Linked DNA regions of Mus musculus: region 1 is linked to region 2. Evidence: chromatin loops called from intact Hi-C (ENCODE). Cell type or tissue: left cerebral cortex. All regions are shown on one strand. Links, peaks and the distances in the headings refer to the core of each region. The heading gives the core; the rest is flanking DNA. Region 1 holds the start of Hsd17b12 (hydroxysteroid (17-beta) dehydrogenase 12). Region 2 overlaps Hsd17b12 (hydroxysteroid (17-beta) dehydrogenase 12).

The links. A loop is a pair of places that touch in the nucleus more often than their neighbours do. Peaks named below come from ENCODE experiments on the same cell type or tissue, not always from the same donor. Only the 100,000 strongest peaks of a DNase experiment are listed, where the experiment ranks them.
Region 1: a loop joins it to region 2, with 3 times the contacts of the local background. A loop is called at or near these places in 3 of 42 quality-filtered maps.

Annotation. Positions count from the first base shown.
Region 1 is chr2:94,150,020-94,162,162 of GRCm38, forward strand. Hsd17b12 (hydroxysteroid (17-beta) dehydrogenase 12) reads right to left here and starts at 7,890. Exons shown (of 11, transcript NM_019657.4): 1 at 7,691-7,890. The coding sequence starts at 7,850. Gm39885 (a long non-coding RNA gene) reads left to right here and starts at 8,145. Exons shown (of 3, transcript XR_866573.3): 1 at 8,145-9,423; 2 at 9,782-9,873. Mir670hg (a long non-coding RNA gene) reads right to left here. Exons shown (of 8, transcript XR_003953878.1): 8 at 10,617-11,189. In left cerebral cortex, for the core only: no CTCF peak of the experiment used is centred there; DNase peaks (open chromatin) are centred at 7,345 and 8,145; H3K4me3 peaks cover 1,909 bases; H3K27ac peaks cover 901 bases.
Region 2 is chr2:94,049,129-94,061,271 of GRCm38, forward strand. Hsd17b12 (hydroxysteroid (17-beta) dehydrogenase 12) reads right to left here. Exons shown (of 11, transcript NM_019657.4): 7 at 3,126-3,160. Among named protein-coding and RNA genes, the nearest start is that of Alkbh3, 44 kb to the left of the region's middle. In left cerebral cortex, for the core only: a CTCF peak has its summit at 5,874; DNase peaks (open chromatin) are centred at 2,953 and 5,881.

The DNA.
Region 1 (12,143 bases), core at 2,476-10,475, 100 kb after region 2:
AGAAACTATTTTGGCTAAATATGTTAGAATTTCAATTTCTACAAATCCATCTTAGCTTTCCCAATTAGCAAGATTTTATTCACTTTAATTGGGGGGCAAGGAGAAACCTTTCTAGCTAAAAAAACCTATCCAGAACATTTTTACAAGGAAGATATGAGCACAAATAAAGGTGCTACCAAGATGCTATTAATATTTAAGTATTTAAATGGGGGCAGTGTCTATCTCCTAAACCACAGATGAAGAAAGCTTAGCCTGTCATCATGCCACTCAAGGACTGACTGACTATATTTCACTTTCAAAACTCACAGAGTCAGAGGTAGTGGAGGACTGGTGCACAACAGGGCCACAAAACACAGACCAACCCCTGCAGTTCCAACTACATTCACACCTACACAAAATCTAGCCAACCAACATTCCAGTTCATTTGCTGAAAAACTACTAGGAATTGATAGGAAAGGGGGAATCAGTTTTCTTCAGGAATGCAGCCTTTGATGGCTGTCAATGCCCCAGTGGGCAACCATGTCTTAGTGTGCTTTCTAATGCTGTGATAAACACTATGACCAAAAGCATGCTGGAGGGGAAAGATTTGGCTCTCAGGTCACAGTTCATTATCAGAGGAAGCCGAGACAGGAACTAAAACATAGGCCCTAGGAGAAATGCTGCTTACTGGCTTGCTCCTCATACTTATACAACCCAGAACTACCTGCCCAGGGGTCACAGCAAAAACAGTGAGCTGAGCCCTCCCATATCAATAACTAATTAAGAAAATGTCCCATAGATTTCTCACTGTCATAATTTTGTAACCAGTCTTTGTCTGAACAGCCTTGATTAATTTCAATCTAGCTTTTCAGAGGTATGTGATACTTGGAGTTTTAAAACCAAGAGGGGGAGATATACAAATTACTCTGCAAAATGCAAAAATAAAGCTGAACACCCACTTCCAAACATAACACAATATTCACTAAATAAAATTCTAATGAACTCCGGAAGGGCTTACAGTTTAGAACAAATGACATATCTCATTCACCTGGGTGTGCACATGTAACATATACAAGCCCATGCACACACAACTAAGGTGACAAATAGGCAAACACACACACAAAGCATTGTCACAGCTCTAAAATGTGCAGTGACTTCTATATGTATAGACCTTGAAAGAAAAAAATCACAATGCTCTAAAAAGTGGACTGAATTTATAAGCAGAAAGTGTGAAGATGAGTGTGAAATAGAAGAAAGACCATCTCAGACAACAAAATCAATATTCAACACCTGGTTAAATTTGGTACATAGTAAACCATGCATAGATAAAGTCAAGAAAGCATGCACCGAGCCTGGAAAGGTAACTAAGTGGTTAAGAACATTGACTGTTCGTCCAGAAGATATGGGTTGGGTTTCTAGCACCTGCGCGTGTGCGCTCTCACTCGTGCGCTCTTGCTCGTGCACTGTGCACTCTCTCGCTCTTGCTTGTGCGCTCTCTCTCTCTCTCTCTCTCACACACACACACACACACACACAGGCATACAGAATACAGGCATACAGATTGTATTTTATTTTATGTGTATGGGTATCATGTGTGTGCCTGGTGCCCAAGGAGGGCAGATGCCCTTGAGTTAGTGATGGTTGTGAGCCACCATATGGGTGGTGGGAACAGAACTAGGTCCTCTGGAAGAGTAGCCAGCGTTCTTAATTGCTGAGCCATCTCTCCAATCCTCAATCTATTTTAAAGAATTCATAAAGAGATGTCAGAAATATACAAAGCAGATCAAAATATGCCAATAACTTGATATTCTGAAGCTAAATTCTGTGCAAGTATAAGGAGAAATTTGACTGTGGGGTTTTATGCCACAGTAGACTTGTACAAAGTGTTCTGTAAAGAGGCACCCAGGTAACACTGATAAAGAGGGACTGCATGGCAGGTTCAGTAAGAGCTAGCAATCTCTAGTCCAGATGCTACAAGGAAAGCATAATTCTAGCAACTGAATATAGGAAGCAAACTGGCTACTGTTGACTGGTCCACAGAAAATTTTGAATAAGACTTCTTGTAAAGAGCATTGCTGAAAGGTGATGCTAAGTGACAGGCAAATCCAGCAGGCCACATCTGGTCTACAGGACATGATAAAATGCTGAGGGTCCATGGACTCTGTAACAATTGCAGCTTCAGCTATTTCAGGGAACCCCCCCAGAGCTATCCATAAAGCAGTCACTCCTTCTCGGATCCTCAAACTGACATCATGGCAGCTCTGGGTATGTTAAATATTCCACCAGTCTAGGGGGAATGTAATCCAGCCTTTGACACCCAAAGAAAACTCAAGCCCCCAGTAAGCCCAGAGAGCCATGAAGCCAGTTGCCAGAACCCCTGATTGTCATGGCTATTGCTCCAGGAGTCTTGAGTTATGAAAGCTTCAGATGACCCTTAGATGACTGGACCACCCACAGACACCCTGATCTTACTGTCCTTACTCTGGCTGGAGAGGAGCACCTCCCCCACCCATAACAGCTAGAACACTCAGGAGATTGGAGAGATTTGGACGAGCAGCATTCTCATTGGCTCTAGATCATTACCGTGGTGGAAGAGTCTGAGCAGGTAACACAAAGCAGGCACCTCCTAGGCATCTCAGCCCTAGGCATACTCAGCAGAGGTGTGTTAACAGAGACAGTTAGAAGGAAGCTGAAGAATCCCAGACTGCAGCCAGGAGCAGAGACTGCAGTGCTGAGGCTGTAGGAAAACAAGAGCTGTGAAGAGCCAACACAGCAGTTGCTGCAAGCTCCAGACACCACTGAGAATCACTAGCTCTAATGCTCTCGTGCTGAGGAGCCATGCACTGACAGCTGACAGGACCAATCCCTGAAGTCCAGGACTGTAGCAGGAAGAGTTGAATGTGCCTGTACCATAACCTTGAGCTACACCAGCAGCAGGTACTGAGTCAGTAACACTGAAGGCTCAGGAGATAGATGCCCACGGCCCGTCCCTGCTAATGCTTCCCATCTCCTAGGAACAAGCAGCAGAAGTGGACTGGTGATGACAGTGGGCACAAGCTTTCCACGGCCCGTCTGGAGAGGAGCCACTGGGAAAGCACACAGAAGAATTTGTAAGGCTTAGAAATGAGAGCCTCTGTATACCTTGAAATTTGAGTCAAAGGAATTTCCTAACAGATTATATTTGGAGAAGGATCAAAGATGACCTCAAGGTTTTTCAAATGTACTTGAAAAACTGCACACAACTGAATCTGTCTAAGTCTATCCTAGCTTTTCCTTACTGAAGGGAGCTAGACACAAAGAACTGCCTGGTAAGATTTTACTAAGCACAGAATTCTCCTGTGGCCAGGCTCATTACCTCCCAATGATCCTTTTATAACTTCAGATTGTTAGCATGAAGTTGGCTATGTCTCTTCATTCCAACAATCCCCACTAATCAAATATATGTGCTTTGTATGAATATAATATGATAAAGATTGCTTATTACCCATGAAAATGTACAAGACTACATTAGAAACATATTTATCTCACTTAAAAGATGAAGTTATACTTGGAGGTTAGCTATCTTTGTTCAAGGTCACTTAGTGAGCAAAAAAGTTTACCTTTGCCCAGATGACTCTAAAGCCAATCTGTTAACCATATTACAACATAACACCCTTGAGAGGTCCTCATTGTTAAAGTTCTTAGATTGTCTAGCCTTCCCTCCATTCCTCCTATGACTAGGTTATTGAAATAGTAACATCACTTAATGGTGGTACAAGTAACTTTTTAGAAAGCAGAGTATCAAATTCCCAGCTGGAGAGAAGACACAATTTACCTTGTTTTCCTAGGGAGAAAAAACAAAAATCAGAAACTCAAACAAAGCTATCTTTCTGAGAGAGGCTTTTCTATTCACACTGTGGTATTACGGGATTCCTTGAGACAATAATAACCCAGCACTGGGCCACTCAACAAGCTGATCACTCAGACCCTGCTAACAGAATTCTCAGACCACAGTGCCTTCATTTTTCCTTTCCCCAGAGAAAAACGCTATCTGCCAGCTGTTCTTGCCTCTGCGTTCTGCCACTCTTCACCAGGCTATCTCGGGCAGACGCTTGAGAGCTCCGCTGGGGAATCACTTTCAGAGACAGCTCCGATGTCCCTCCCAAGCTCCCGGAGCACTAAGCACACTGCTTTCCCACCACAATCTGCTCAGGAGCTGCCCATTTGCCATCTCACTGGCCCTTACTCAAACAGACACTCAGAAACTGCTTTGACTAAACAGCACTGGCTCCCCACTTGGGCCCACGTGGCAACCAAATGCCAGAGGGAAGCTTGGCATTTCTTCCGTCTTTCTGTGCCTGTCCTTGGCTGCTGAAATCATATAAACTGTACATTCTGAAATTCCAGGAAGGGCAAGGAATAAACCTTCCAGCCCAGGTGTTGGCCACTGTTCACAAGGGCAGAGAACATCCTGGAACAGACATTTCTGATCAGTGTGTCACTGATCAGCCTGTAGCAACCAAAATGGTCCCTTCAGAGAATCACAACTAGGACAGGATGACAGAGAGGAACTTCTCATGCCAGCTCAAAGGAACAAAGGTGAGACAAGGAAGAGTCAGTAGGGGTCAAGACCACACCCTGACCACAGCTGCTTAATTATGCACACCACTTGCCCAATTTCTCCCTGATTTAATCTAAAGTTTTGGCTGAACACACACTTGGGATCACGGGACTCTTTCTCTGTTCCTCTCCCAACGTGGCCAACTGCAGTAACCTTTCCTCCATTTTCACCATTACTTGGAAACAGGTAGCTGAGCCCAGCCTGAAGAAGCTGCCAGCAGGTTTTTTGTTGTTGTTGTTTGTTGCTTGTTTTTTGTTTTTCGAGACAGGGTTTCTCTGTTTAGCCCTGGCTGTCCTGGAACTCACTTTGTAGACCAGGCTGGCCTCGAACTCAGGGATCTGCCTGCCTCTGCCTCCCAAGTGCTGGGATTAAAGGCGTGTGCCACCACCACTCGGCTTAGAGCAGGGGTTTTTTTGCCCTAAAAAAAATCACACTAGATTACTAGCATAAGATCCATGGCCCCACCCAATAGTGTTATACCAAACTAAGAACAAGAAAAAAGAAGCAAAATAAAATAGTAACTTTCCAAATGTATCCTTATCTACAAATAGCATTTAGTGGCATTGGAACCGATCTACACTAATTTATTTGCTTATACAATCTAAACTTAATAATTTTATTATCCTATTAATTCAACAATTATGTCCTAGTTTGCTTTCAACTACTATGATAAAGACCATGACCAAAAACAACTTAGAGAAAGATCACAGACCATGGAAGAAAGTCAGAGTAGGATGCAAAGCAGGAACCTGGAGGCAGAAACTGAAGCAGAGGCCATGCAGGAATGCTCACTTGCTCTTCTTGACTAAGTGTTTTATACAGTCCAGGGTCCAGGGATGGTCCAGCCTACATCAATCCCTAATAGGCAGAATGCCCTCACAGACCTGCCTACAGGCCAATCTGATGAGTGCATTTTCTCAACTTAAATGTCCTCCTCCCAGATGACCCAGGCTTATGCCAAGTTGACAAAAACTGAACCACTACTAATTTCTACAGAATAAACTATTTAACTGTCTATAGAGAAGAAGATAAATTAACATCACGGACTGAAATTAGAGCACCCTAAGAATGCTTCCCACTAGCATGTATTTACAGATCACCCAGGAATGAGCACTCAAGATTGAGACAGCAATCCTGTAAGGGAGAAAACAATGCTGCCTACATATTAGCATTAACCCTACTATCCCAACTCTCCCCAGCTCAATGCCTAACCACAGCTTACCGGGACCCCAGGTGCTGCCTCTGCTAGTCTGTCTTCTACATAGTATGCTACTCCCACCCAACCGCTGCCAAGGAAGAACTCATCTGAATCCTAGTTCTGAAATATCTGAATTTGAAGAGTAAGAAAGTGTTTAAAGATGTAGGTTACATACATATGTTTATGAGTTACAAGTGAGGACTTAGTTTACATTTCCTCGGGGGAGGGGTGCTGTTTTATCTGGGGAGGTGCTATCTGTACCAAAGCATTCATGTGGAGAGAAGTCAGTCTCTCCTCTGTGGATAATCCTGAGCATGGAAATCAGGCTGTCAAGTGTAGGCCAGGTGCCGTTACCTGCTAAGCCATCTTGCTTATCATTTCTTTTGCTTAAGCATTAAAAAAAAAAAAAAAAAAAAAAAAAAAAAAACCAAAACCCCAAACAATTGACCCCAACTATACTTCACTTCCATATGACACCACAGTTCTCTTTCATATCCCAATGTTCTAGGTCAAATTTCTTTTCTAAATCTGCCAGAAATGCTTTCCTAATTTTTACCAGTTTCCCTTTGTCTGGATGGAGCCAAACCTACCTTGAACGTGGCAAACCCTTGACTTTCACTCTGCGTTTTAGACTGTGCAAACAATTTACAATAATAAAGCTAAAGCAACACTGGGCTTTCTTTGCAAGTTTCATTTTATTGGATAACTGATTTCCTATGGGATTACTGTTGCATTGACTTAAAAAAAAATAAAAATAAGCCAACAAACAACTTTTTCCAAGCTGACAACAAAGAAACTGACCAAGTCAATTGTGAAATTATATCATCTGAATCTTAATCACAGCGAGCACTTTTTCCCCCAGGGACTATGAAAAGTGATTTTGGAAAGTTGTATAAAATCACTGTTTGCCCCACATCAAGGAAAGGGGCTCACAAACTCATTTCTACTTGAAATATTTTCTCCTATTATTAGGGTGTTGTCCCAAAAGATTAACTGTCATGTCTTTTCTAAGTCGTTTAAATGTTCTTTAATGAACAGAACAAACCTGAAAAGTAACATGATTTCTGTCCTGTGTTTAGTCCGTAGGCAACCGCACCCCAATATTCTATAAAATGTTTGAGTCGTGAACAGTGAGTTACAAAACACCAGAGAGCCACACATACATCATGATTACATGGGTGTTTGTTTTAAAGCCCTTCTCTCAAAAAATAGAAACAAAGGTGAGAGGGCTGAACTAGGATTTTCTCAACTTCTCTGATACGACCTTCGTTCTCATTTTTAAAATCTGTCAACTGAAAAGAAGAAGGTTCGCGTGTTTTGGTCACTTTTTGTAAAGACATTTTCCGCAAACTCTTGCAAAAAGTACTGAATACGATAGGAAGACTTTGTTTTCCCAGAACAGCGCTTCTTAGTCATTGAAACTCCAGAATAATTTACCAAGATTTCCTCCGACACCGCCTCCACCTCCCCCCTCCCCAAAAGGACTTGTTAAATTACATGAAACAAACCCAATTCAAGTAACTGGAGAATCAAGTTTCCCAAGATCCTAACTTCTGAAATCGTTGTCCCTGCAACCCTTCTTCCTATCTTCACCTATGCTCTCATCCATAGCACAGGGCCAGTTTTCAAGCCAAGTGAAAAACTTTATTTTAAAAAATAAATAAACACTGCAAGGGACACAGCGGACAATGCGCCTGACTCCGGCCGCCTGCCCAGGAGGGCTCCAACAGGACAAGTCCGGGGAGTTAAGAAAGGTCTCCTCCGTGCCCACCAGGCAGCAGCAGGTCAGATCACCCACCCCGCCAGTGCGCTCAGGGTCTGGAGAAGTTTCCGCGCTCCAGAGCGGGCTCGCTGAGCGCGAGCGACAGGGGAACAAGGGCCACAGCGTGGTCGCGGCTTGTGGTTCCACTCACCTGCCCATTCTCCGAGTCGCGGACCGACCAAGGCCTCGTTGCCCACGCACCACACCTGGAAGGCCCTGAAGAGCGAGTACGAGGCTCGCAGGGCCAGGTAGGCAATGGTGCTCGCGCCCACCCAGTACAGGAAGCCGGCCGCCGGGGGAGCGCACTCCATGGCTCGTGACTAGGCCTCACTACTACGGTGAATGGGGAAGGAAAAAAAAAAAAAGAATGAATGGGACGAGGAGGCGGTGCCGCCGTGACGGCGAAGACGCAGCGAATAGACGTGATTTTTTGAACGCTTTAGGTCTAAGACCCGCCTACATAGTCATATCCATGTGTCTATTGGTGACTTCTCTTTCCTGTAAGCGTACTATGTCTCCTATTGGTTAGCCTTCGTTTCGTAGCCCCGCCCACAATCCCCTTCGGCGCGCTCAGAGCCGCATTTCCGTATTAAGACAGTGGCTCGCTCACAAGCCGCTCAACGTTTGGCTCCGCCCACAAGCTTTACCTCGCACCACCGAAGCGCAGGGATCTCTCATTGGCAGAGGCGGCCCTTACGACTGCGGAAGGCTGCGCGCTGATTGGCCAGTGATACCTAACTGGGTTTAGCTCACATTTCAGGAAGGAATGGAACCGGAAAGGGAAGAATATAGTAGAAGTCCGGGAGGAGCTGGAGTAGTGCTTGTGATTACGTCTTAGTAATAACCGCTTTCGGATTGTTAATTCCTCAGACTTTTCAGATGAAGGTTTACGGTTCCCCTTTGTCTGCAGAGCACGCTTTCGCTCCATTTTTTTGAATGACTGCCTTAGCTCCCACAATGAACTTTATACTTGTTCCCAATAATTCGGAATTCCAGAAAACTCTACTGTGTAGTAGCGTTAACAGTTGTAAGATGAATGAAAAGTATCCTACAAGAACAGAGCTTATGGAGCAATTCTGGGAAACTCAAATTTTTTTATTGGACCTGGTCCAGTAAAAACCAAAATCATTTTATTTTTGTTTTGTGGGAGGATATTAAAGAGATATTTGTGTCCTATACTTTTTACTGTAAGACAATCAAAACAATAAAATCAAAACAGGAACCGATTCACCCCCATCAAGGGACTTCATGCTGGGATAAAAGAAAACCTAAAACGTGGGCAAACACTTCCAGAACACCTTACAGGGGAGGCAATGAGGGGCCAGTGGTGAGCTGGCTGGACCACACTTTGACTTGCTTAGATTTATGTTACTCTGGCCCATTCTTAAACCATAACTGCACATCAGAACCTAAAACATGGCTTTGGTGGAAGGTACTGGGTCTCTTTATAACTTTTCCCAAATCTTTTTTTATTCTTTTCTTTTCCTGCTGTTCTGCACTATTAATTTGACTGTTTTAGCTGACTTAGGAAGGACAGGTGACCGAAACTCACTTGTTGATGCACAAGCTGTGGCCCTGACTCTGAAAACAGGCCTTATGCTTGAGCAGCAAATACTTTACCCACCAAGCAATCTCCCCTGCCCTGAAGGGAAGCTTTAAGGGGACACAAAAATCTGATCTCTGGAAGAGCATGGAAGTACTTCAGCGGACAGGGAGACAGACATAAAGTAAACAAATGGAGTCGCTGTTCAGGCTCTACTTAGAGGTCCAGGGGCTCATTCAATATCTCCACTCAAGCTCAATACATTTATTGTTTGTTTTTGTTTTGAGACAGGATGTCAAATATCCTAAGCTGCCTCTACCTCCCAAGGTTTGAGATTCCAGGTATGTGACACCATTTTTTTTTCTTACTTCAGTGCTGGGGATTGAACCCAGAGCTTTACACATGCTAGTCAAGTAGTGTATCAACTGAGCTACATTCTCCACTCAAGCTTAATAAATTTAAAAATAAAACTCCACACCTGCCCTCATATGCCTCTTCTGGTGGCTGGAACAGCAATGCCACTCACAGGCTCCTATGTTTGAAGACTTGGTCAGCAGTTGATAGAACAGTTAGGGAAGGATTAGGAGGTGTGCCCTTGTTGGAGGAGGTGTGTCATTGGGGGTGGGCTTTGAGGTTTCAAAAGTTCATGCCATTCCAACTTAGCATGCTCTCTCTCTCTTCCTCTTGCTTGTGGACTAGATGTGAGCTCTCTGCTGCTTCTCCAGAGTCATTCATGCCTGCCTGCTGCCATGTTCCCTGCCATGTTGTTCATGGACTTGCCCTCTGAAACTGTAAGTAAGTCTCTGATTAAATGCTTTCATTTATAAGTTGCTTTGAACACGTTGTCTCTTCATGGCAATAGAACAGTCACTAAGACACATCTTTACTTTTTCTTCCCCATCTCCTTAGCTGAACCACTCACTACTCATGATTTCTTCGAGATGCAAAACCTGGGGGTTGCCCTTCTTTTCTATTAAATTCTCATAACCAGTTCTACAACAAGGCTTGTTCACTCTGCAAACAAAATATACCATGACAGATTTCTTAGCTCTGTTACTGCCAACTAATGCAAATCTCAAGTGTTTTTATACTAGAATATGGGAAAACGCTTCATTATTAGTCTCTCAGAAGCTGTCTTGGCAAATAACAATTGTTGCTGTAGAATTTCTTTTAAACAATATATAAGAAGCTGGGTATAGTGTTTCATGACTTTAATATCATCATTCTGGAGCCAGAGACATTCAATCTTTGTGAGTTCAAGGCCAGCCTTGTCTATATAGTAATACCTTGTTTGAAAAGAAAGAAAGAAATGAAGGAAGAAAGAAAGAAAGGAAGGAAGGAAGGAAGGAAGGAAGGAAGAAAGAAAGAAAGAAAGAAAGAAAGAAAGAAAGAAAGAAAGAAAGAAAGAAAGAAAGAAAGAAAGAAAGAAAGAAAGGAAGAAAGGAAGGGGGAAAGAAAAGAGAGGAAGGAAGGAAGGAAGGAAGGAAGGAAGGAAGGAAGGAATAGGAGACATAGAGAATCAGACACAACCACATTGGGACTTCAGAATCATTTATTTAAAATATTTAAAGTTGAAAATAGTCTTTAATGTAAGCAACATGAATTAACAGCATTTCATTGTAATAGTACATAAAGATTTCCATTGAAGTTCTTTGGCAGTTTTTCTACATTTTGGTACAAATTTCTACAAATCCACATTCAATTTGCACAGCAAAACCAGGAGTACTAAACTGTATAAAAGAAATTTTCATAATTAGGGAACTCTATAGAAGTTGGATGTTTTTAAGAATACTATCATAGCTTAACAATTGAGACAAGGGTCCAAGTCTTCATTACCTGTTCTTAACAGCTCTGCCATCCACTGCACTATCTGATCTTCAGCTGAATATAGTTCAGCACGTTGAGTTTGGTTGTTGCTTTCGGCAGGATCTCATGTGCCCTAGGCTGACCCTGAACCCCTTATACCTGAGCTTCTGGTGCTCTGCCTCCAGCTCCTGAGTGCTTGAATCCCACGTGTGTACCAGTTCCTTCTGTGCTGGGGAAGCACTCTGCCAACCAGGTGGACACAGGGAGCTTTGGTTCGATTCTCACATCCAGTTGTCAAATCCTGGGTTGAGAAAAAAAAAAAAAGTTCTGTGATGAACAAACTAATTTAAAACAAATACTACTTTTAGCATTAGGTTAATTAGAAGTTAATATTTGGCTTCCTTAAGCAGAAACGCATTACCATAAGAATATTGTATGTGTTCACGTCAAGTGTTTTCCTGTGCGTCACTGCATTCAGACACATCAGCCCCACTCATGTCACAAAGAAGCCAGCTCTTTAGTAAGCACTTTTTTGCAAGGACCCCTAAACGCCATGGTCTAGCTCGAGAAACACATCATCTTGAGAGCTCACCTGAAGGTCCAGCAGGGATGGGCAGCTGTTCACAGGCCTTTGACTAGAGTCAGACCTACTTAGCCTGCCCTTTTCTGACAGGAAACAGAGGAGGAGTGTATCTATCTGGGAGAGACAGAAGGTGGGGGGGGGGGGTCTGGGAGGAAAGGAGGGAGAGGAAACCTCCAGTCACTATGTAATGTATGAGAGAAGACTAAAAAAGTCAGACCTCCTTTATCAGAGCAACTCATGCTCTTCCATCATGCCCACAACTTCTGGAGGGAAGGAGAAGAAAGCATTAGCCTGGCCAACGAGATCAGCGGAATCCACCCCGGCACTCACTGGGTGACATGTCACAGCCAGATCCCACAAGCCATTCTGCACCTAAGAACTTCAGGGCTCTTTCTGCTCAAACAGAACTTGAGCTCAATTCATGGCCACTTCTATAAACATGGTCTTCAAATAAAACTGAGATCAGCCCATTTGATACAACTTTAAAGATAGTGAGACGGCTCAGTGGGTAAAGATGCTTGGTACTGAGCCTGATGCCCTCAGATTCCCTCAGACCCACATGATGGCAAGAACCAACTCCTAAGGCCACCCTCTGACCTACACACACACACACACACACACACACACAAATAAATAAGTATAATAAATAAATAAAAATACAGCTTTAATAGC
Region 2 (12,143 bases), core at 1,343-9,342:
GTTGCCTTGGGGGAATAATAGTGTCTTTTGAAAGAAGTCACTGATTCTGGCCTGACTCAGGAAACCTTAGCATCGCCCCACCCTGCATGCAGCAGAGGAGAGAAGAGAGAGGAGCCAGAAGTCAGTCAGTGCAGAGTGCTAACCAGACAGGGCTGTGACATACAGACTCCATCCCAGCTCTTTACATTCCCACTACACAGGAGAGACGACTGAAGTGCACTCTTGCAGGGTCATTAGAGAGTTTTCTAGGCTTAGATGGAAAACGGAAATTGGTGTAGACAGTTCTCTAATTGACTCCTAAGAACACAGAGAAACTATCAAAACAGTGTTCAATGTCAGAGAAGGAATCATGGAATACAGGGTCAGGCATACAATTAGAACCAGCAATCAAATTCTCACACTATACAAATATTGCTTTGTTGAATAAAGTTTGCAAACATTTAGCACAAGAAAGAATTACCTGCCCTACAACGCCATAACATGTCATAATTCCACCTTAAGCAGTACAATATGAAAGAGGCTATTTTTAGCCTTTCCATGGTTGTTATGGCAACCACCTCCTGGCTCCAGCTGTACACAATGTTTATAATTCCAGAGAAGTAGAGAGCAAGTTTCCCGATAATGTAATTATGCATTTTCTATATGTACGGTGATAATACCTTAGTCTGATTATTGGTATTTGTTTAGTGATAGTCAGTTGGCTATAGTTCTAGAATGTTTGGAAAAATCTCATACATCAATGACAGAACCACTGAAAGGGAGGAGGGAGAAGAAACCAGTAACAAAGGCTCTTTCTAAAGGACACTGCTGTTACTCAATGAGAATACCAATCCTATGGAAACAACCACAGAAATAGGTCACCGTGGGGAGGTGTCGAGAGTGGCTAGAGTGAAGCCACTTACAGGTGTAAGGGAGACCACTTCTGGACATCTGTTCACCTGGAGCTTTTCCTTCCTTCTGGCAAACAACTAACACTGCTGCTCTCCTTTGCAGTAAGTTGCAGCTTATTACAGGTGGAGTTCTGGACAGCAGAATGTGATATACACTCCTTCCAGAGCTGACCCATGAAGCCTCCCCTAACATTATTCTGATTCTCTTCCTTTACCTGTTAGCTGGGTGAAAAACTCTTTCTTAAGATAAGACCTTAAAGATTTATGCCAGAGCCCATAGATGGAGGGAGCCTGAGATTCCTCAAGGACAAGGTGGAGAAAAAAGGGGAAAATAAATCTTTAACCTGATAAGCCATGTAGGTAGGGATTAATCTATTAGTGTAGTTAGCACACCTTGACGAATATACCTAATAACTCCTAAAGCTCCATTGGACATAGATGCCCGTTCTAATACAAAGTACTGATTAATAAACTCTACATACATGTCTAACTAGTCCTTAGTAAGCCTCCGCCCAACCCCCATTTTTCTATGACTCTAGCTTTCCACAGCTTCTGATGGCTTTCTACCAGGTCATTTCTCAACCCAACTTAATTTCTTGAACCACAAGGACTGAACTCATGTGGATTCTCCAAGCTGGGTTCTGCTGGATAAGCATGAATTCCCCTTCACACTATTCCTTCATACCCAGTGTCAGCTCTGACCGGGTGCTGCTGCTGGGTCTAGCGATGGCCATAGGTCTCTAGCTCTACCTCTGCACCATGCACTTCACAGCATCTCATCTCACTAAGCTAAAGGGGTGGGGTGGGGTGGGGTGGGGTGGGGTGGGGTGGGGGGATGGGGCTACTTTCAACTAACCCAGTGCACTGGGCCAAGCATTCTATGAATCCAATACTTTTTGCTCCTGGAAATGAGTTCATCGCCATCATTTCCTTTTACATAGTTTTCACCAACAAACTTAAAAAAAAATTCTTTCATAATACTTCTATGGCTTACAATTTTGATGGCCTTGTTTTGTTTAATTGGTGAAGATGGAATACATGGCTTGCTAGGCAAATGATGTAATACTGAACACCTACCCCAAGTCCAAAGATTTCTTTATAACACCATTTGCAGATGTCAAAACTCAGATTAAGACAGTGACCCAAATATCATCCTTATTGGACTCTACTCTGTCCTGGTTCTAGAGTTCTGGCATGACCACTGGCTTGCCCACTGCCAATTTCATGTCCTATCATCGGCGCATACCCTGCCCCAGTCAATACTCCACTTGAAGGCTTTAAAGGGAAACTTTACTAAAATAAGGCAACTAGAATATACAAATCAATACATGTAAAATACAACTACAACTAATTTTGCTGAAAAAGTTTCCCAATTATTGTACATGATCAAAAAAATGGACTTCTGAGCCCCATTCCCTCACAGCCACATGCTAGAATGAAGCAGAACATATAGGTGGAGTCAGTAGCATAAACTGCATTCCTCCCGGTCTGTTAACAGAAGTGGATATTTGATTCCTCCTCTATCAAAGCTTTGATGGAGCTTGAAATTAAAGTAACAAATTGGTCCAACATTCAAACCCAACTCTCTTTGGCAGGTTTTCTTTGAAGGCCTAAGCAATATCTAGATTCTTCTGAGAAGGAGACTGAGAAGTTTAGTTATATTTTACACTCAGTGCTGTCTCACATGTAGAAACGCAACCACAAATTTCTCAATAAAATGAAGACATTTGGGGTATTCTACTGCACCCAATTCCAACTGGCCCTTTCCTCCTAGAGTTAGTTTGACAGTTGGTCACTTCACATCATGATTAGCCTCTCATGTATCCATTCCCCCAGCAAGAATGAGAACACCAGAGGAAGGTATATAGTTTCAGGACATTCTACCGAATTAGGCTCTAAGTAGCTATAGCTTTAAGGAGGCATTCCTAGGAATATCCCAGGAACTCTATCCACCCCCTCAGAATAGCAGGCAATTGAGTTAGTGATGGTGACTCAGGCTGGCTTTTTAATCCTGATCTAAAGGAACCACCACAACCCTAGAGAGGGAAATAAAAAAGTCTAGTGGAAAAGGCCTCCGCCACCAATGACTCATGCTCCACTGTGTGACTCGCCTGGTGCTAAGACAGAGAGTTAGGCTCATTAGTCACTTTAATGAAATTCTCAAAGAAAGGATTCTCCCTATAAATAATAATGAGCTCTGCAAGCACGGTGTTTGTGTGTGAGCGTGTGACTCACCTTTCTACCATGCCAGGCAGCACCAAGCGTGTCACCTGCAAAAGAGAAAACAAAACATTAGTGATGGCTGAGGACACAAGCCACAAAAGAGTGAAAGACACCCACACATGCCAAAGAAAAGGAACTCACGAAGCCAGCCACCATTCTATAGAGAGAGGCTTATCTTATACCGTGTTAGGAGTTCATTAAGAGAATGCTGTGGCAAAGTGAACGTGGCTAAGATTAGCCTTGCCTGAAAAGTAAGGCTGGCATGGGCGCCTTCAAATAACTAGGGCTCTATGGGAAGTGGGCATCTCTTCAGTCCTTCCCAGAAAAGTCGGAACGTTATCACCCGTAACAGCATCCTGCCTACCAAGCTGATGTAAGTGATCTCATCTTAAGGACTCAAGTCATCTTTTCTGAAGGCTTCGGGGGAAGAGGATGCCAGCAGGTGAGATGTGAGTAAATGCCAAGTGCATTCATTTCTTCTGAGGTCCACAGTTATGAGCAAAACACACCGAAACCATCTGTGGCCTCTAGTGACCGACCATGAAAGGTGATGTGTGGAATTTAGCAACTTCATAATCACCGGCCAAAGACACGATGTCAACACAGGCGGCCACGAAACTCTTGGGAGATACTATTCTTCAAGACAAGTTAGAAGTGCAATCTTTGTCAAGAAGACCTCAGTTAAACAAGTCTTGGTTCAGCTTGTTTCGGCTCTCTAAACAACACAAGAAGTTGAAATGCTTGCTAAGTATAGACATTCTAAGCCTTTTATTTTGAATACTATCAACCACCAATTAAAATGATAGCATTTTGATAAAAGATTGTTTTTGATGGAAATATTCAGAAGCAAAAGATCATGAAGACTTTCTGCAGCAAAGTGTGCGATGTGGATGTCTGAGTCCAAGGTGGTGCATGCACTTGTCAGTGTAAGTTGTCACCGTATCAGTAAAACAGTGTGGGCTGACACATCTCCAATTTCAAAGTAAAAGAATATCCTCAGAGTTTCGGGGAAGTACTTCAGTAGAAGTAAAGATTCGACCAAATCTTCTGGCCCAGATAAAAAGGAGAAACTGTAAGAGCAAGCATAGGGTGAAGCTTCCCGCATCGCATCCCTCCTCTTTACACACATCTGTATTTTTACATAACTCATCCTCATAGGGTGACGAAGCAGGCAGCCAGCTGTCCTCCAGCATTTGCTCTTTCCTTGCAGATGAAGGTCTAGAGCACACAACCTTTTTCCCATTCTTGGTACCTCCCATAAAAAAAAAATGTATTACAATTTCTCTGACAACTGCACATGGCCTACAACTATCTAGTTTATAAGAAGTAGGACATACAATGTCTTGGTTGTGGACTCGAGAAGAGGAAAACAGCTTATGTTTTCCCTCTTCTTTGTAGGCAGAATGTAGTAGAGAGAAGGAGCCTTTGTTTGACCCCAAGGGGAACGTGATATACTGTAGGGTGGCAGGAGGGATAAGGGGAGGATACTTACTGATAAAGGAGTCACTGTGTAGTACCCTCAGCCCTGCTCCCCTCAGCACCCTGACTAACTGACCCATTTTGACTTTAACTTGTGATTGTATCTCTGTTATAGGATATAATCAATATTCTTTTTGTTTGTTTTGCAGTGTTGGGCATGAACCTTGAGGGTTTTTGCCCATATTAAGCAGGTATAGGCCACTGCCCAACCTTTTAACCAAAAATTCTAACTAGTAAGATTAACCATTTATGCTGATAAAGACTGACCCATGTTCACTCTTCTCCCCAAAAAGAGAATTCCACAAGCAATAGGTTAAATATTTTACAGTTCTGGGCTTCAAATTCAATGTGATGAAACCAAGTCAAAGTAAAGGTAATGTCACAGTCTATCTTTCCAACAGTTACCTCTCTCTCCTCTTCAAGTTAATACTAATTTCAACTTTGCTAATTTATTTCCCAAGCTTTGTCTTTCCAGAGGCAAACAGCAGCTGTTTAATTCATACCCAGTGATGTAAGGCCACTGTGGGACGCACTCACCACAGTTCTAGTTTCAGGCCTTCCTATGGCAGTGGGACTCTGAGCTAGGTTCTTTTTTTCTGAAGTCAGTATGTTAAATGAAGATCTACATTATATGTTATTACTTTCTTAACTTGGAATGAAGGTAGGTAGGTGTGTGTGTGTGTGTGTGTGTGTGTGTGTGTGTGTGTGTGTGTCATCCCACACATGGGACATCAGAGACTTCTGAAGGGACACTCGTGTTCCCACTATCCTTTTAGGATGTAGCACAACCGAGTCTTCAATGCTTCCCTTAAGCAGGGTATGTCCCACAATTTTGAGCCAAGAACAGCAATAAATTTTGAGGTCATCCATTTTAACTAACCATACATAAGTTTTTGGATAATTCTTTCATTATTTTAAAATGTTTCATTTGTGATCTTCTTGGGGTACTGTAAAAGCTCTTAAGATTAGGCTGTAATGATGATTAAAACTCTTTATATTTACCCCCAAACAAGCAAAGAAACAAAACCTGAACACTCAAAGCAGGAGAGTTTTACAAATTCATAATGCTTTAAGAGACCTCTCTATATAATATGTGGCTAGTTCAAGGAACTGAAATCATAGTTTACAAAACTCAGGAGGTAAAAAGGCATAAAAATAATTTCTGCATATCAACTGAGAACTGGAAGCAACAGCTTTGAGTAAGGAGCTATCCTTCTGTTTTATCTGCAGCCACTAGGTTGGGAGGGAAGAACTCAGGACCCATAATGAGATGCTTCTATGAGCAGACAGGGGGCACTAGTGCTTAGGGAAAGGAGCACTTAGAGCTAGAAGCCAGGCAGAGCTTCACAGACTGTTTTGGTTAAGTTATAAAAGCATAAACAGGAGATCACTTGACAGTAAATAAATGCCAGAAGGAACAAATGCAAAAAAGCAAACCATGAAGGAATAAATATTTTCTATTGAATTACTAGACTTCTTTGTTTGATGTATTAAAAAAATAAAGAGATGTAAGAAAAATATGTACAACTGGTTAGATGCATCATGTAACCTGCATCTGTAGAAGACATCAGGGTCAGACATTCACACAAGTCATTCACACAGGCATACTGTGGAGTATTTCACTGCAAAGGACGAATGCAACCTTAAGAGTATCTGAAAATGGTCTGTATTTATGAGCATTACACTCTGACTAACCAAGGTAACCAGCAAGCAACTGTATCTGAAAGGGGCTCTATTTGCACATTTCACTAGGGGACCGTAATGCTTAGCTAAAATATTAGGAAATTGTCTCCAAACATTTTCATAGAAGTTATTATTACTCAGTTTCCCAAAGCCCCGAGTTCACCAGAAACAGAAGTGAGGAAAATGAAGATGAACTTTAAAAGTGTGCTTTCTCGTGTGTGCATACATGCATGCATGTGTGTGCCCTTACATGTGTATCCATCTGTATTAAGGAAGTAAGACCTGTTAACGAAGAGTAGCTAAGTGGAGCTCAGAAGAGCAGCTGGTTAGCGCTTGTAGTAGCTTTCCTACACAAAGAGGAGAATGAACGAGATTTGTAGGTACCAATTTGACCTGGAGAATTCAAGCAAGTATAACCACAATTTAACTTTTGGCTGAAATACTGGGGAAATATAAACCAGAAGCTTATATTTTCCATTATGCCACACCATGTTTCTGCTCTGGGTGAAAAATTATCCAGAAAATGTTTAGACATCATGAAACTTCACATGATACTTAATTATATTTAAAAATTATATCAGGAACATGTTAAGACTTAAATGCCTTTTTGATTAATTAATATGTACTGACATAACCAAATATATTCTTTCTAAATATAAATTAAAATGAAAGGTTTGAGAAACTCAAGGCAAAAGAATAACAGTGCTTTGGGTAGCTCATTGTTAAAGAGCCAAAAGTACATACTGACTACCTAATGACCAGACAGCACACCAGCAAAGATACAACCTTTACAGGTAAAAGTGATTGATGGTTCTTCTGAAGGCTCACTATTCTCATATTTACTTCTGGATGCAAGGAAGTGGAAGTTCATTTAAAAGAATTAAAAAGTCAGCCAGGAACAACACTGAAAAGCCACAGGAAGTTAAGTTGAACTCTTCATGTTTTTATACAAACAACTAAGGTTTTCATTAATACCTTTCCTGATAATCAAATTCTAAGTCTTAAATCCAACTCCAGGCCATCTGTATTTGGGCATGTGTTACACATCATTTTAAAATATTCAACATATAAGTAGACAGACTTCCCTGTGCTGACATTAAATTCTCTTTAGCATCATACTTACATGGGACATTTAAACTAAGTTGTTAAGTCCCATTTCACTGTGTATTTATTGATTAGGCTCTTGATATCTGGGTATTAATACTCAGATACCAAGTACTGCCATGAACTTTCACTGTGCATCTGCACTGCATCTCACAGCTCACATGGTGTTTCTGGAGCTAATTCATATGCTAATTTTAGGCCATGTGCAGGTGATAATTACTATGCCAGGAAGTTTGTTGTTTCTCTTTACATATTTCCTAAAATGATATTATTACAACTTGTGAGGTTGGTGGTTGAGAATATTAGGTAGGTAGTAGTAATAAACATGAGCTCTACACTTGTTTCCTCTCCCCTGAGACAGACAGCCTCCACAAGTGCGTAGTAAGCAACTTTCACTCCTTTTTGTGGTGGCTTGAAGGAGAATGTCCCCCATAGGCTCCTGCACTGAATACCTGCTTCCCAGGTGGTGCTGCTGTTTGAGGTTTAGGAGGGATGGCCTTGTTGGAGGAAGTATGACACTGTAAGCAGCTTTGAGGGCTTAAATACTCCCGTCATTTCCAGTTTGCTCTGGGTGTGGTACAAGATGTGAACTCTTAGGCTAAGAGTTCACTGCTCCAGTCCTAGGCCTGCAGCTATAAGCCACACTTTCCCACCATAATGGATTCTTAATCCTCTGGAACCATAGGCCCTAATACTATCTTAGTCATGGTGTCTTATCGTAGCAACAGAAAAGTAACTAAGACAGTTTTCCCCCAGGTAGGTCAAAGACACCACAACAGAACTTTTATCATAATGAGACTTTCAAAGTTTGCAGCAAAAAACAAGTTTTTTTTTTTTTTAGTAATGTTTTCATTAATCCACACCACAAAAACGAAGACACTTTAAAGTCTAAAAAGTTAATCTACATTGTTATCTCACATGTAGCTCTAGTAACACTTCATAGGCAAGCTGGCCTACAGTACATAAATGTACACAGACACATGAATGGCTTCATAACAGCTGAAATCAGAATTCCTTGGAGGAAACCACATACCCATTTTCAGGTAGATTTACTGGTACAGATATGTATATTCTAGTTAGAAAAAATATGAAGTTCATTTACCTCATACAAAATCACAATCAGTATTATTAAATCATTAAAAATAGACTTCCTGGCCTAGAAAATACTTGAAAATGTATTAAAATGTAGCCATCTGTTGCCAGGATTACACAGAATTTATTTTCTTCTTAGTGCTCATATAGTTTTCAAATATCTTTGGCAACAATCTTGCAATGCTTTTATAATTAGTAAAGCCCTTACAAACTTATTTCTTTAAAAAACAAAAACAAAAAAACAAAACCAGAAACAGAAACAAAACTGTCAAAGCCTACTCTGGGTATCTCTACTTCTGCAGTGGCAGTCACTGCTGACAGAAGGAACCCAGGTACCTATCTAGGTGTTTCTACTCTTTGGTATGAAAATTGATATAACACACATTACTTTATCACATAACTTCTGGTACTTGGTCATCTGTTCCAACACTGCTATAATGCTCTAAGGCTCTAGTGAAAAGAGCCAGACAAGGCTCTGCATTCCTTTAGTCACAGTACTCAGTTAGGAGTTAGGAGGATTATGAGTTCGATGGTCCACACCAGGTTCCATGCCAGCCCAAACTATATAACAAGGACTTATCTCAAGAAAATGATGAATCAGTCAAACTTAAGATACTTGATTCAATAAGATCTGTGTCACTACTATTTGTGACTAGCGAAGTAAACAGAACAAGCCACCCCAGAATCTAGGCTCAGCTTCCAGAAACCAGGTTTTTCATGAGCAATGTCAGAATATCTCTTATGGCCAATAGGTTCACCTTTGCCCTAATTCAGACCTCAAAGAAACATACTGAAATCAATCAAGTCTAGATTTAGGCAACTGAGAAGTGGAGCCAATATAGTTTAGAAGGAACCAGTTTCTTACAAAATCTGAAACATGAAAATCTGAAACAAGTGTTCAACTGAAATAAAGACATCTTAAAATCAATCATAGTATAGATGTGAAAAGTAACAATAATGTTCTACAATGGCCTCTCCCCCATCTTTTGAGAAACTACTGGAAGCCACACCAGAATGACACAGCACACACTTCCTTTGGCAAACAGTATAATTTGAGCTGCAAGGAGGTGAGGAAGTGAGAACATAGCTTAATTAGAAGTTCTTAGAATCTCACCTGTATAGCTAACAGTATTTATTGCACAAGGGTGGAAAACTTAATTAGACATAGTTTTGAGAGCTCTGAGATCTTACAATGTTATTTGACTTTGCCTTTTCATGGTGCTTAGGTCATTGAGGAAGTTCAAGAGTTCTTTTAGATTGGAATGTTGCCCCAGGCCACAAATAAAGCTTTTCCTTGTCCAATACATTCTACTTTGATCCATATTAAAATAATATAATGAAAAGAAAAAACTTTCTAGAACACAGAAATTAACGATGCCAAACCTAAGCCCCTGATTTATACATTCCAAGCAAAGATTATTAAGAGGAATGAACAGAGTATCATCCGGTGTTTCCATGGTACAATGTTTGAGTATTTCAAGTGCTCCTATTATCTTTTCCCCCTAAAACAAAGTGACAATTCCTTAAAAGTGACAGATGTTGAAAAGAGAAAACAATTCCTAAAGATCAAGTCCCTGTCATGTTTTCACACATATGAAAGACATTTTCCTATAAACTAGGTTCACTATGAGCTAAAAAGAACCCCAAACCCAATCAACAAGGGTGTCTTTATTTTCAGAAGAAGGCGTGGAAGAAGTGCTGGCCCGTGTTTGGAAATAGTTTGCCTCTGCTGGGTCTGAGGCAGCCTGCTATTGCCATCCCTAAGGGCTGAATGTACTGCATACTTGAAAAGCTTTAGTAGCAGGCGACAACATGTACTGGTAGTCCTAGTTTCAAAATGAACTGACTAAATATTAACTTCGAATATTCTCACCCAGAAAAGCAGTAGATGGGCAAATCGGTGTTGAAGGACACATCCTACTTGGGATTTCTTAGTTTCCTGAAGTTAACTTAAATTGTGGAAGCAGAATATGAGGATACCTTTCTAGCAAGTTCCTAAATTAAATACAATTAAACTGAGGAACAAAACTCTCCCCGTAGATTTCCAAGCTAACACAAGGCTCCCCCTGCTGGTACCGTGTCACCTGCCAGAGGCATATCCATGCAAGAAAGAGAAAATGAATGCTTTGGTACTTTCTACCTGTTGACTATTCATCCAAACATTCACACCGTGGGCATGGCACAGCATTAAGCACTTTTGCTAACCACCTACAATGAAGGCACAGTGATACAGAAGGAGAAAACTTGGCTTTTTAAAAGTATGCAATAAGTGCTTTGAGGGTAGCAGGCAGATCAAGCAATATTGTTTTGACAGCACTCATCTAAAAAAGAGAGCCATCTCTCAAGGTTCTATGTGGATTTCAGAGAATACCGAGAATGGGAGATGATCTGAATGCTTGTGCCCCACAAAGCTCATAGGTGGAAACCCCAATAGCACACTAAAGGTGGAGACGTTGGGAGATGATCAATGACCCCACAAGGACAGGGATCTGATAAAGCTGTTCATTCCCCTTCACCATGTGAAGAAACACTGCAGGCACCAGGCACCAGCTATGAGGACAGCCCCCTGGATCCTGAACTCTTCATCCTCCCACACTGAGAGAGATGCTTGTTGGTTCTTTATATCCGACAGTCCGAGGTACTTTTGTCACATTAGCTGCAAATGGACTGAGACACAGGAGGCTGACTTGGTCCAAACCAATCCAATCTTTCAAGCTCACTAAGTTCAAGTAGACCAAAGACTTGGAATCACCTGGTGAGGAACTCACACTCAGATATCTAGAAGCACTGCTCAAACAGCAGAGAGCAGCAGGGGCTAGAGAGCCCAGGCTCACATACTCAGCTGCTTTTCAGTTCCTTAGGTCTGTATCACATGATTTTCAGATTTTTCCCAAGAGAAGCTATAAATCTGAATGTGAAACTTTCATCTTTTAAAAACAGAACTGACCAACACAAGCTGGTAGTCCTTATCCAGCCACAGATCTGTAACTTCTGACCTAAGGAATTCTCCCAATTTACTTCAACTAATCCACATTTACCATTGTAGGGCCACACTTAGAATCACTGTGATTTTAAAGAACGACAAGTTTTAATTTTTAAAATGCATTCATCTGTTTGTAGAAAAGCCATCAGTGTGCACTTGGGATAAGGCAGGGGACAAGTGTCAACATTCATGGTGCCCACTCTGTGTAGACAGTTCTACACTAAGAACTGCAAAGTGAAGGGAAGCCATGTAATATGCCATGGGCCCACAGGATTCCAAGCCTGATCTACTCTAAGACTAGATTTCTAGTCATGCATGAAGTTTGGCACATGGGAAAAAAAAAGTCCAAGCCACTGGACAAGATTCAAAAGTGAAGCAACCAGGGCTGGAGAGAGGCTCTCAGTGAATAAGACCACTTACCACTCTTGCAGAAGATGTAGGTCTAGTTCCTAGCATCCACATGGTTGGTTGCTTACAACCATCCATAATTTCAGTGCGAGGGGATCTGATACCCTCTTCCAGCCTCTGTTGGTTACTGCACTCATAAGGTACACATACACTCATGAGGTACATGTGCAGAGACACAAACATACATACACACACACACACACACACACACACACACACACACACACACACACATCCCCCAAAATAAATCTTTTGAAAGTGAACTATTCAGCTAGAACCAG